Regions from separate parts of the Homo sapiens genome. Here all the other regions are linked to region 3. Evidence: chromatin contacts called from ENCODE Hi-C or POLR2A ChIA-PET data. All regions are on one chromosome and are shown on one strand. Each heading gives the region's core, a stretch centred on a gene start or an enhancer-like site at or near the end of the contact. The rest is flanking DNA. Distances are from core to core; before and after follow the strand shown. Region 1 holds the start of RIN1 (Ras and Rab interactor 1). Region 2 holds the start of DPP3 (dipeptidyl peptidase 3). Region 3 holds the start of BANF1 (barrier to autointegration nuclear assembly factor 1).

Region 1 (3,112 bases), core at 613-3,112, 330 kb after region 3:
GGCCCGGCTCAGCGCCTGACGGATGCCCTGCAGCTCCTGGGGCTCGGGCCCAGCCCGCACCTGGGTCAGTAGGTCCTGCACCAGCTGGCCCGCGGCTGTGTGTCGGTCCTGCATCAGTGCTGCCGCAGCCCGGCCCACCTGCCGCTCCGGTGCCAGTAGGGAGCAGAAGGCGGCGCTCATGGACCGAAGCAGAGGTCGTCGGCGGCCCAGGTGGGGTGAGGTCGCTGGGCTCCCCCGGGACCCTGGCACCCCCTCCTCCTCGGAGCTGCTGGGGGAGCCGCAGTCCACCTCTTGGAGGGAGGGCATAGGCGGAAGGCTAGGGCCACTGCCTGCTGGCACGCGGTACCCCACTGAGCTCTCCCTCCGTAGCAGCTGGCAAGGGGGCAGCCGCTCTGTCTGGCTGGGGACTGCCCCTGGCAGCACGGGGACGGGGGGAGGTGGCACGGCAGGTGGAGACAGGGGGCTGGAGGTCTCTGTGGACACGCGCACTTTGAAGCTTCTCTTGAATTTCTCCCGCTTGGTGGGCCCTAGGTCCCCCGGGAACAGGGGGTTGAAGAAGCACAAGGCGGCTCCGGTGCCCTGGTCCAGCTCTTGAGGGGACCGGGCCTTCAGCTGGGGCAACACTGGGCCTCCAGCCGGGCCCCGCTGAGCCTTGATGTTGAGGGAGGAGCTCCAGAACTCTAGGGAACAAGAAACCGACTGGGGCCTCCGGGACTGGTTAGGGGAAGTTTCCCAACCAAGGCAAGGCAGGGGCTTCGGGCGGTGTGCTGCGAGCCTTGCCTTCCCCTCGGCCTCAGCTTGTTCATCTGTGCAATGGGTGGCAGGAAGCCCTTACCAATGCCCAGATGGGAGATGGCCTCCAGCTCTTTGTGAGTGGCTGCGTGGTGGATGGCTCTGGGGAGCTGCAGCGGGAGGAGAAGGATGTCCCTGAGGCCAGAGAGGGGAGCAGAAGGGAGTGAGGGCCGAAGAGGGCGGGAAGGATGGGCTGTCCCAAGGAGCAGGGCCCGTGGACACCAGGCACCCTGCGGGCAGACTCACCGGGTGTGGCAGTAGGCACAGATGAGCTGGACTAGGTCTGGGAACATGAGCTCCGAGCCCTCCAAGGAGACGCCTGAGAGAGGAGGGAAGTGAGGTGCTTCTCTGGGGAACCTCCCTGCTTCCAGCCCCTTCCCGCCAGGCCAGCCCCTCACCGCCAGGGCTCTCCAGGATGTAGTGGCTGGAGACGAAGGAGGGGCCACTGGCTTCAGGCAACCGCATGCACAGGGCCTGGCACTGGCGGGTGTTAGATTTCCGCACGAGGAACGTCTGCAAGTGGATAGGGCTCAGGCAGCTCAGGACCTTGGCGTCCCATCCCTCTCCCTCCCACCCCTGGCTGGCCAGTCCCTGGAGTGTGGGGCAAGACTCACCCCCGGGGGCTCGGTCCTCAGCATGTGCAGTGCGGCCGCTGCGTTGGCTTGCAGCTGCAGCCACACGGGCCGGGTGAGCAGCAGGCGCTCCCGCAGGCTCACAACGCGCCCCGGCCGCTGCGGCCCGCCTGCCTGCCCGCCGCTGGCATTGGGCACGTCATACAGTGGGTCCTGGGCTGGCCTGGGGGCAGGCACCCAGATCTGAGCAGGGAGCCAGGGGCTGGGACCCTTGCTCTCCTCTTCCCCACTCCCGGGTTTCCCACTTTCTCTATCCCCGGATAGGCCCTCCTCTCGCAGCCCCTCCCTGCCCCACCTGGCTGCCCTGCCAACTTCACTAACTTTTCTCTCGCCAGGTGCCCAGTAGTGAAGCTGGACGGGCTGGGGGCTCCAGGAGAGCCCGCGCCTGACTCTCCAGGGCTTTCCATGGCTGGGAGCTCCTTCGCTTCAGGAAGAGAATCCAGTCCCAAGGCAAGGCACGCACATCCCCAGTGAGTAACACTTCCTGAGGGCGGTCCGCCTGTCACACCCGCCAGTTAACTCTTGTGTGTCCACCCTGCCTGGCCAGTGCCCGCCTCCTCTGTTCTGGACCCTGCTTTGGGGGTCAGGGGTCCCCTCCATGCTAGCCCTGCTCTGAGGGCCCCAGCTGGGGGATGCCACCTCCACACACGGCCTCCTGCAGCCTCACCAGCTACTCACATTGCACACGTGGGCGGGAAGTGGTTAAGCGGCCTCAGTCCCCACAGGCCCCAGCCATGCTCTGGGGGCACCTTTGGCTCTGTGGTCAGTTGCTCATCTGCCCCTGGCCTCAGGTCAGCCTTGTGGGAGAGCACCCTCTACTGTCCATAGATGACTCATTCCTGAACCTGGGTTTTAGGATTTTAGGTTGCCATGGAGAAAATATGCCATGTCTCCATGGAAACCAACCTATTTGCTTAACTGAGGTTCTGGGGGTGGTTCTGACACTCAGTGCTAACCAGGGGGAGTCTGGCTGTGAGGTCGTCAGCACATGGCGGTGCTGCCGGCTGCCTCCCACGCACGCAGGCTCTGCCAGCCTGCCTTGCCAATCTGCCAGGCAACTGGGACAGGTGCAGACATGACCCAGGCTCCAAGCACACGCATCCACCCTCCCCGCCGAGGCACTCTCCCGGTGCCATATGTTGACTCTGCCCAGCGCCAGGCAGCCCAGCGCCCACCTCCCCCTCCCCAGCCTGGCCCCACGCACAGTGCTCTAGCCTCTGCTGGGTAGTGTGAGGAGTGGCAATCTGCAGGCACCCTAGAAGTCGGCCTGGTTCAGGTGCTCCCCACGGGAGCCCTGATTCTCTTGCAAGGTAAATCACACACACACACAGGGCACGCCAGAGTCCCAGGAAAGGTTTTAATTCCAGTCCTTGGAATCTGAGAAGCAGACACCAAGAACTGCCCTGAGAACACCTGGGGGGCCTGGCATCTTGCCTCCAGATCCAGCCAGGGTGGACAGACCCCCAGATAATCACGTCTGACTCAGAGTTCCCGCACAGTGGAAACTGGCTCCCTGGCCCTGAGGCCGGACAGCCTGCATCCAACATCAGCAAGAGGATGTGGCTTTGACTTCGGCTGTCTTCTCTGTCAGGGGAGCCCCAAGAGATGGATCTTCAGGAGTGGGAGGTGGCAGGCGGCTCAGGGATGGAGACAGCAGCCTTGCCTGGTCAGGTCAGCTCCACGGCCAC
Region 2 (3,197 bases), core at 212-2,711, 480 kb after region 3:
ATGAGGTCCTCCATGCCAAACTGCTAGCAAGGGACCTCAGTATATGCTCATCTTATCTGTGATCATAAAAATGTGATCACGTAGCTGGTTGGGGGGTCCTGAGAGCACTGGGGTCTTTTCCTTGCCTGAGCTGCCCCCTGCTGGCAGTGGGCAGCACTACCTCCCTTACCTGTGCACATTTCAACTTCACCTGTCAGCCAACTTTATACCCATTTTAAAGACAATGAAAACGGAGGCACAGGAAAGAAGAGGGGTGACTTTCCTAAGGACACCGACCAACTTGTTGAACTCCCCCATATAACAAGTAATCATCAAAGCTAACAGCTTGTAACACTGTTGTGTCAAGCAGGGCCTTGGGCACCTTTGTGGATGAGAAACTGGTGTCTATGGTAAGCAGAGGCTGTCTGGCCTAGACACGGGCGTAGCAAGGAGACCGTGCGGGATTTCAGTACCCAAACGCCCCTCACCCTGCGCAACTATAGGGAGCGGCACTGCAGTCAACACATCACAACTTACAATATCCCTTGGATTGGATTCAATTATTAGCCTGGTTTTCCGGTTCATAAAGCCAAGACTCCCAGACAACCTCACTCCACCCCCCAGTCTGACCCTGGGCCCTCACCACTACTCCCCATTTGGCCTAGGCCCTTCCGCATGCCCCACCCAGACCGTGGTCCCGTGAGTCCGTCCAGACCTGTAAAAGTGGACCGCGGGCCCGCCTCTGCTCTGGACTCCCTTTCGGGGCCGCAGGAGGCTTTCTCATCCATCAGGCATCTGGCAAGCACCAGGAAACTACCAGCCTGTTTGTGCTAAGGAAACTGAGGCTCGGGAATGTTTAGCGGCTCCTTCCAGGCCCGTGGCGGGTGGGTGGTGGTACAGTGAAGCAGTCGAGGCGTTTCTCCGCGCCCCTACACGGGTGGGACCACCTCAGCCCTGGCCCGATCCCACTCAACCGTAGCCCCGATTCCCGGCACCGAGAGCTTTGCAACTTCCAAGTCTCCACCCCCAGGTCCCGAGTCCCGAGAGGAAGGTGGAGCCACATTACTCCTATTGTGTAGGTTCCCACCTGCAAGAGTGCTGTCGGGTCCTCTGAGGTGAAACCCCAAAGGAAAGCGGGATCGGGACTGGGGGAGGGGGATTCCCAAGTCCCTGACACCCGCGCCGTCTCGGCCTGGGCTTGGTGACCTCGTCAGTCCCGTCTGCCGGGACTAGGCCGCGGCCAGGCCGGGCACAGCGGTACCCGGTCCGGCGCGTGTGCGGCCTGCTGACAAAAGGCCGAGCCCGCAGGGCCAATCCGCGCGCCACCCCGTAGCGCCTGGGGGCGGGAGCGGGCGAGCCGAGAAGCTCGTCTTGGCGCGTCTATTGGCTGGTACTGACGCCCATCCGGACCCCGAGGCCAGGCAGTTGGCCAAGGGGGGCGGGGTTCGCAGAGCCCCAATGAATGGGGGAGCCGGAAGCAGGAAGTGAGTTTGCGAACGGAGCAGCTGCTGCAGGTGAGGCGCGGCGCCTGGGCTTTTGGGGTCAAAGCGTGTCATCCCGGGGGACCAAGGCGAATCCATACTGAGCGCAAAATCGTTCCCTTTCTGCCCACTCTCCAGTACCCCCTCCAAATTCACCCCGCCCTCGAGGCCAAGGAGTGCTCCGGGGAGCAAAGAGTTAACAGCCCTTTCCGAACCTCGAGGCTGTGCTATTGGGGCGGGGCTTCTGGAGGCCGGGGCAGGGCGAGGAGGCTGGACACTCTGTCCCAGCCGGGACGGGGCGTGGCGGGGAGAATGCCCCGGGTTGGGGAATCCCCGGGTTCCAACGGGGCTGTCAGACCTTCAGTAAATTGTTGCCCTTTCCAAGCCTCAGTTTCCCTATCTGTAAAATGGGCTTTCTTCTGGTTGTGAACTTCTGTGGCTTCCCTGGTGGAGCACAGGGAGCGAGCAGGAGAATGGAGGGCCAAGGAAAAGGCATTTAGAGGGATGAGAATGGGACAGTTTCAAGCAAAATCATTTATTGCTGTGGATACTTTCCGTCCAGGGCGACTTCATCTGATTAGCGCACCCACCTGGTAATATTGGGGTTATTCTCTCTTTTATAGAGGAGGAAACGGAGGTACAGAAAAGTGAAGCAATGGACTTGACTTTTAGGAGTCTGGGGCCGAGTCCTGGCTAAAGGCTGAGCCTTCCAGCTGGCGGCCTGGCACTTTATCCTTGTGAGCACAGTGGAAAGTGTAAAGAATTCTGAACAAAGGCCAGGCGCGGTGGCTCACGCCTGTAATCCCAGCACTTTGGGAGGCCAAGGCAAGCAGATCGCTTGAGGCCAGGAGTTCGAGACCAGCCTGGACAAAATAGCGAGACCCCGTCTCTATCAAAAATACAAAAAATTAGCTGGGCATGGTGATGCACGCCTGTAGTCCCAACTACTTTGGAGGCTGAGGCAGGAGAATCGCTTGAACCCGGGAGGCGGAGGTTGCAGTGAGTCAAGATCATGCCACTGCACTCCAGCCTGGGCAACTAAGTGAGACTCCGTCTTAAAAAAATAATACTGAACAAGGAAGCAGGGAGGGGCCTGGGCTGGGAGCCTAGAGATGAGGATCTCTGCTGCTGATGTCTCCATTGTGGGATTAGGCAAGGCTCTTAGCCTCTCTGAACCTCAGTTTCCCCATCTGTAATACTAGGTAGTTAGAGTCAATCAATTTTTTTTTTTTTGAGGTGGAGTCTCACTCTGTTGCCCAGGCTGGAGTGCAATGGTGCGGTCTCAGCTCACTGCAGCCTCCACCTCCTGGGTTCAAGTGATTCTCCTGCCTCAGCCTTCCCAGTAGCTGAGATTACAGGTGCCTGGCACCAAGCCTGGCTAATTTTTGTATTTTTAGTAGAAAGGAGGTTTCACCATGTTGGTCAGGCTGGTCTTGAACTCTTGACCTCAGGTGATCCACACACCTCGGCCTCCCAAAGTGCTGGGATTACAGGTGTGAGCCACCATGCCTGACCTTAGAGTCAATCTTTAAGGTTTAGGGACTACAGACCAAATATGGTCCACCAGTGTATTTTGTGACCCCTTGGGTGAGTCATCTCACCTTCTCTAAGCCTCAGTTAGCATATCTGGTGAATGGGTACAATAGTATTCCCTTCCACATGGGCTTTTGGGAGGATTAAATGAGATCATAAGAGTTCAGAGCCAGGTATGCAATTGGTATGGGGTAAACAACAGCT
Region 3 (3,229 bases), core at 6-2,505:
CGGATCACGATGTCAGGAGATCGAGACCATCCTGGCTAATACGGTGAAACCCTCTCTCTACAAAAATACAAAAAATTAGCCGGGCGTGATGACGAGCGCCTGTAGTCCCAGCTACCCGGGAGGCTGAGGCAGGAGAATGGCGTGAACCCGGGAGGCGGAGCTTGCAGTGAGCCGAGATCGCGCCACTGCACTCCAGCCTGGGCGACAGAGCAAGACTCCGTCTCAAAAAAAAAAAAAAAAAAAAAGTAACTCCTATAATCTTAAGTACTAGTGTAATATAAAACTATACGCATGCTCCAGAGAAGTCATCCTGGCAACCTCTCTGGAAGGAGTTTGAAATAAACCGTATCTTTCTCAACACGCTTGTACACCCCAAGTCTAGCATAGTCACACAACAGAGAAGTTCAGTCTGGCAACACACTACAGCCGGAGACAAACTAGGTGGCCACCGTGATGGTTCAAGCCAGGAACTAGTTAATTAAAGGTTGAGGTGAGCAGGCTTGTCTGCGACATTTGCATATTTCTGACTTGCGTACTTAGAAGACGAAGGCCAGTACCCTTAAGACTGATGGTTTCCGAAAGAAACACTGTCGTCTCTAGTTGCTGTCCTCCTTCCTCCTCCCTGTCTATCCCGGAGAAAAGACCCTCAGAGAAACACCCACACTTAGTCTCTGGCCCTCGGCTCCCAGGAACGCTGCCGGAGCAACACCGCCGTCTAGGCTGGACGCTGAGAGAGGATCGTCCACGACTCACTTCAAGGCTGAACCAAGAAAACACAGTAAAGGAACTTGCCGGCGGCCGCGACGGTAGCGTCAGTTAGAAATCAGGTCTCCAGTGTTCCCAGTTCCCACCAGTCCAACTGCGAGGAGTGCGACGTGAGTCTGAGTCTGATCCCTCCGAAAACCGTACTTCCGGCGCTGTCTCGGAGGCCTCCCGTCCCCTCCCTTGTCCGTCTTCTAACTCTTCCCCACGCCAGGTCCGTCAAGCCTAAGTCCTTGAGTTCCGGGTCCGGGCAGCAGAGAAAGGAAGTCCTCTCCCTGGAGGCCTATCTCCCTCAGAACTGCGCGAGAAGCGAGACCTTAGAAGGCAGGGCTTCCCGCGAAGGACCGGAAAGGAGCGCCTACTAAGGACGCCGTCGAGGTCCGGGGCGCCTCAACTCTATAGCTCTAACTGGCTAGAAGTGCCCAACGTGGAATGTTTCTTTTTTAAAGGCGGCTCTTGAAGCGACCCGGAAGCGGAAGTGGAAGAAAGTTCTAGTGGCTTGAGGTATCCGCAGGAGCGGCCGGGTGGCGGGAGGAACCGTTACGGGAACTGAAGTTGCGGGTGAGCGCCAGCCGCGGAGCAGGGCCCTGATTGGAGGCCAGAGGGGTTGCGGGGAGAAGGGGAGGAGAGGGGTCGCAGGCGCTGTGGCGGGCCCTGGGGGAGAGCTTGGCCGCGCTGCGGGGAGGGGGCGGGGTGCAGCGCGTGGGAGCCGGGCCGCGGGAAGGGGCGGGCCGCAGCGGCGCGCGGTGGGGGCGGAGCTGGGGCGCGGCGTGAACCCCGCGGGCGGGGAGCGGGTGTGCGCAGCGCTAGGTGTGCGCTTCGCCCTGTAGGTAGAGAGACCCTTTGGTTAGCTTTCCACGCCAAGTGGCCGTTCCAGGCAGGCAGTGTCGTCTTGGTTCAGCCAAGGTCACAGAGGGAGTGATAGCTTCCGCGCAGCCCTGGCTACGGACTCTGGGCATCTTTCCACTGCCCCGCTTGCGCCACCTGTTAGGCAGGATCGTTTTTCCTCTGGGGCAAGATCAAAATCCAGGTCCTGCAGGAAGAAACTCCTCTTAAAAATAGTAGGGAAGAGTCTCCCTGGAACTGTTTTCTCCTTTCAGGATGAGGGGGATCGAGCAAGCCACTGTAACCCCTGGCTTGGCTTCCTCTTACTATGAGATTGCTCGTGGGCCCTTAGAAGTTCCAGGTCTTCAGCCCTAATCTGCCTTTTTTTTGGGATTCCTAGATTAAGCCTGATCAAGATGACAACCTCCCAAAAGCACCGAGACTTCGTGGCAGAGCCCATGGGGGAGAAGCCAGTGGGGAGCCTGGCTGGGATTGGTGAAGTCCTGGGCAAGAAGCTGGAGGAAAGGGGTTTTGACAAGGTGTGGGGTGGCTGCGTGTACCTAGTGCAAGCGGGGGGTGGAAGGGAAGTGATTCCATCTGCTGGGGGATGGACAGTAAGGTATAATCTGAAGAGGCTGCCAGAGCCTGGGCACCTGGTGGAGAGGAGAGGGGGGCAAAACCCGCGCTGCTTCCTGGGCTTGTGTGCTCTGAATGGCACAGGAATGGCTGTCTTGCTCTTATCTCTCACTGAGCACTGAGCAGCACGCTCCTTCCTTTTCCCTGTTTTGCAGGCCTATGTTGTCCTTGGCCAGTTTCTGGTGCTAAAGAAAGATGAAGACCTCTTCCGGGAATGGCTGAAAGACACTTGTGGCGCCAACGCCAAGCAGTCCCGGGACTGCTTCGGATGCCTTCGAGAGTGGTGCGACGCCTTCTTGTGATGCTCTCTGGGAAGCTCTCAATCCCCAGCCCTCATCCAGAGTTTGCAGCCGAGTAGGGACTCCTCCCCTGTCCTCTACGAAGGAAAAGATTGCTATTGTCGTACTCACCTCCGACGTACTCCGGGGTCTTTTGGGAGTTTTCTCCCCTAACCATTTCAACTTTTTTTTGGATTCTCGCTCTTGCATGCCTCCCCCGTCCTTTTTCCCTTGCCAGTTCCCTGGTGACAGTTACCAGCTTTCCTGAATGGATTCCCGGCCCCATCCCTCACCCCCACCCTCACTTTCAATCCGTTTGATACCATTTGGCTCCTTTTTTGGCAGAACAGTCACTGTCCTTGTAAAGTTTTTTAGATCAATAAAGTCAGTGGCTTTCATGACTGGGCTTTGTGCACTGAAAAGCAAGTGGGCTGGGAGTTGCCTCTCCTTCAGGGACTGACCATGTTTCCCTCACTCCTTATCAGTAGAGACCGAAACTGGCAGCTTCCCTTCCACTCCCAGAGGGCAGCCACCCTAGCCATGTAGGCCTCAGGCAGGTGACTTTTGTCTCAATCCCCGAGTGATGTGGGAGAGGGTGTGGGTGGATCTTTTCCTGGGAGCCAGATGGACTGTGCTCCAGATGTCAGTTAAGTCAACAGCTGGGCTAGGCAGCACCTGGTGGAAAAGTCAGTGGGAGTCAGAGGTACCAGACAGGGTGGGCCGGATGT

The links. A loop is a pair of places that touch in the nucleus more often than their neighbours do. ChIA-PET counts read pairs that join two places held with the same protein, here RNA polymerase II (POLR2A). Pooled maps may share reads with other maps.
Region 1: a loop to region 3 is called in a pooled map, with 4 times the contacts of the local background. The contact joins the promoter of RIN1 here to the promoter of BANF1 in region 3. A Hi-C loop is called at or near these places in 8 of 50 pooled maps. POLR2A ChIA-PET finds 5 or more read pairs at or near these places in 3 of 52 experiments (BJ, activated CD4-positive, alpha-beta memory T cell and activated naive CD4-positive, alpha-beta T cell).
Region 2: a loop to region 3 is called in a map with no recorded cell type, with 12 times the contacts of the local background. The contact joins the promoter of DPP3 here to the promoter of BANF1 in region 3. A Hi-C loop is called at or near these places in 3 of 37 single-sample maps with no recorded cell type and 7 of 50 pooled maps.

The regions. Positions count from the first base shown.
Region 1 is chr11:66,334,572-66,337,683 of GRCh38, forward strand. RIN1 (Ras and Rab interactor 1) reads right to left here and starts at 1,863. Exons shown (of 10, transcript NM_004292.3): 1 at 1,746-1,863; 2 at 1,407-1,587; 3 at 1,191-1,305; 4 at 1,039-1,111; 5 at 836-927; 6 at 1-680. The coding sequence starts at 1,831. BRMS1 (BRMS1 transcriptional repressor and anoikis regulator) reads right to left here. Exons shown (of 10, transcript NM_015399.4): 10 at 2,768-3,112. RefSeq lists an enhancer at 2,343-3,112.
Region 2 is chr11:66,478,973-66,482,169 of GRCh38, forward strand. It overlaps DPP3 (dipeptidyl peptidase 3), which reads left to right and starts at 1,462. Exons shown (of 18, transcript NM_130443.4): 1 at 1,462-1,493. It overlaps DPP3-DT (DPP3 divergent transcript), which reads right to left and starts at 1,277. Exons shown (of 4, transcript NR_120586.1): 1 at 1,067-1,277. RefSeq lists enhancers at 288-855, 1,432-1,601 and a silencer at 1,242-1,291.
Region 3 is chr11:66,001,248-66,004,476 of GRCh38, forward strand. BANF1 (barrier to autointegration nuclear assembly factor 1) reads left to right here and starts at 1,256. Exons shown (of 3, transcript NM_003860.4): 1 at 1,256-1,323; 2 at 1,988-2,126; 3 at 2,379-2,902. The coding sequence starts at 2,004. The coding sequence ends at 2,525. EIF1AD (eukaryotic translation initiation factor 1A domain containing) reads right to left here and starts at 910. Exons shown (of 6, transcript NM_001242481.2): 1 at 663-910. RefSeq lists enhancers at 608-977, 1,985-2,791 and a silencer at 1,278-1,617.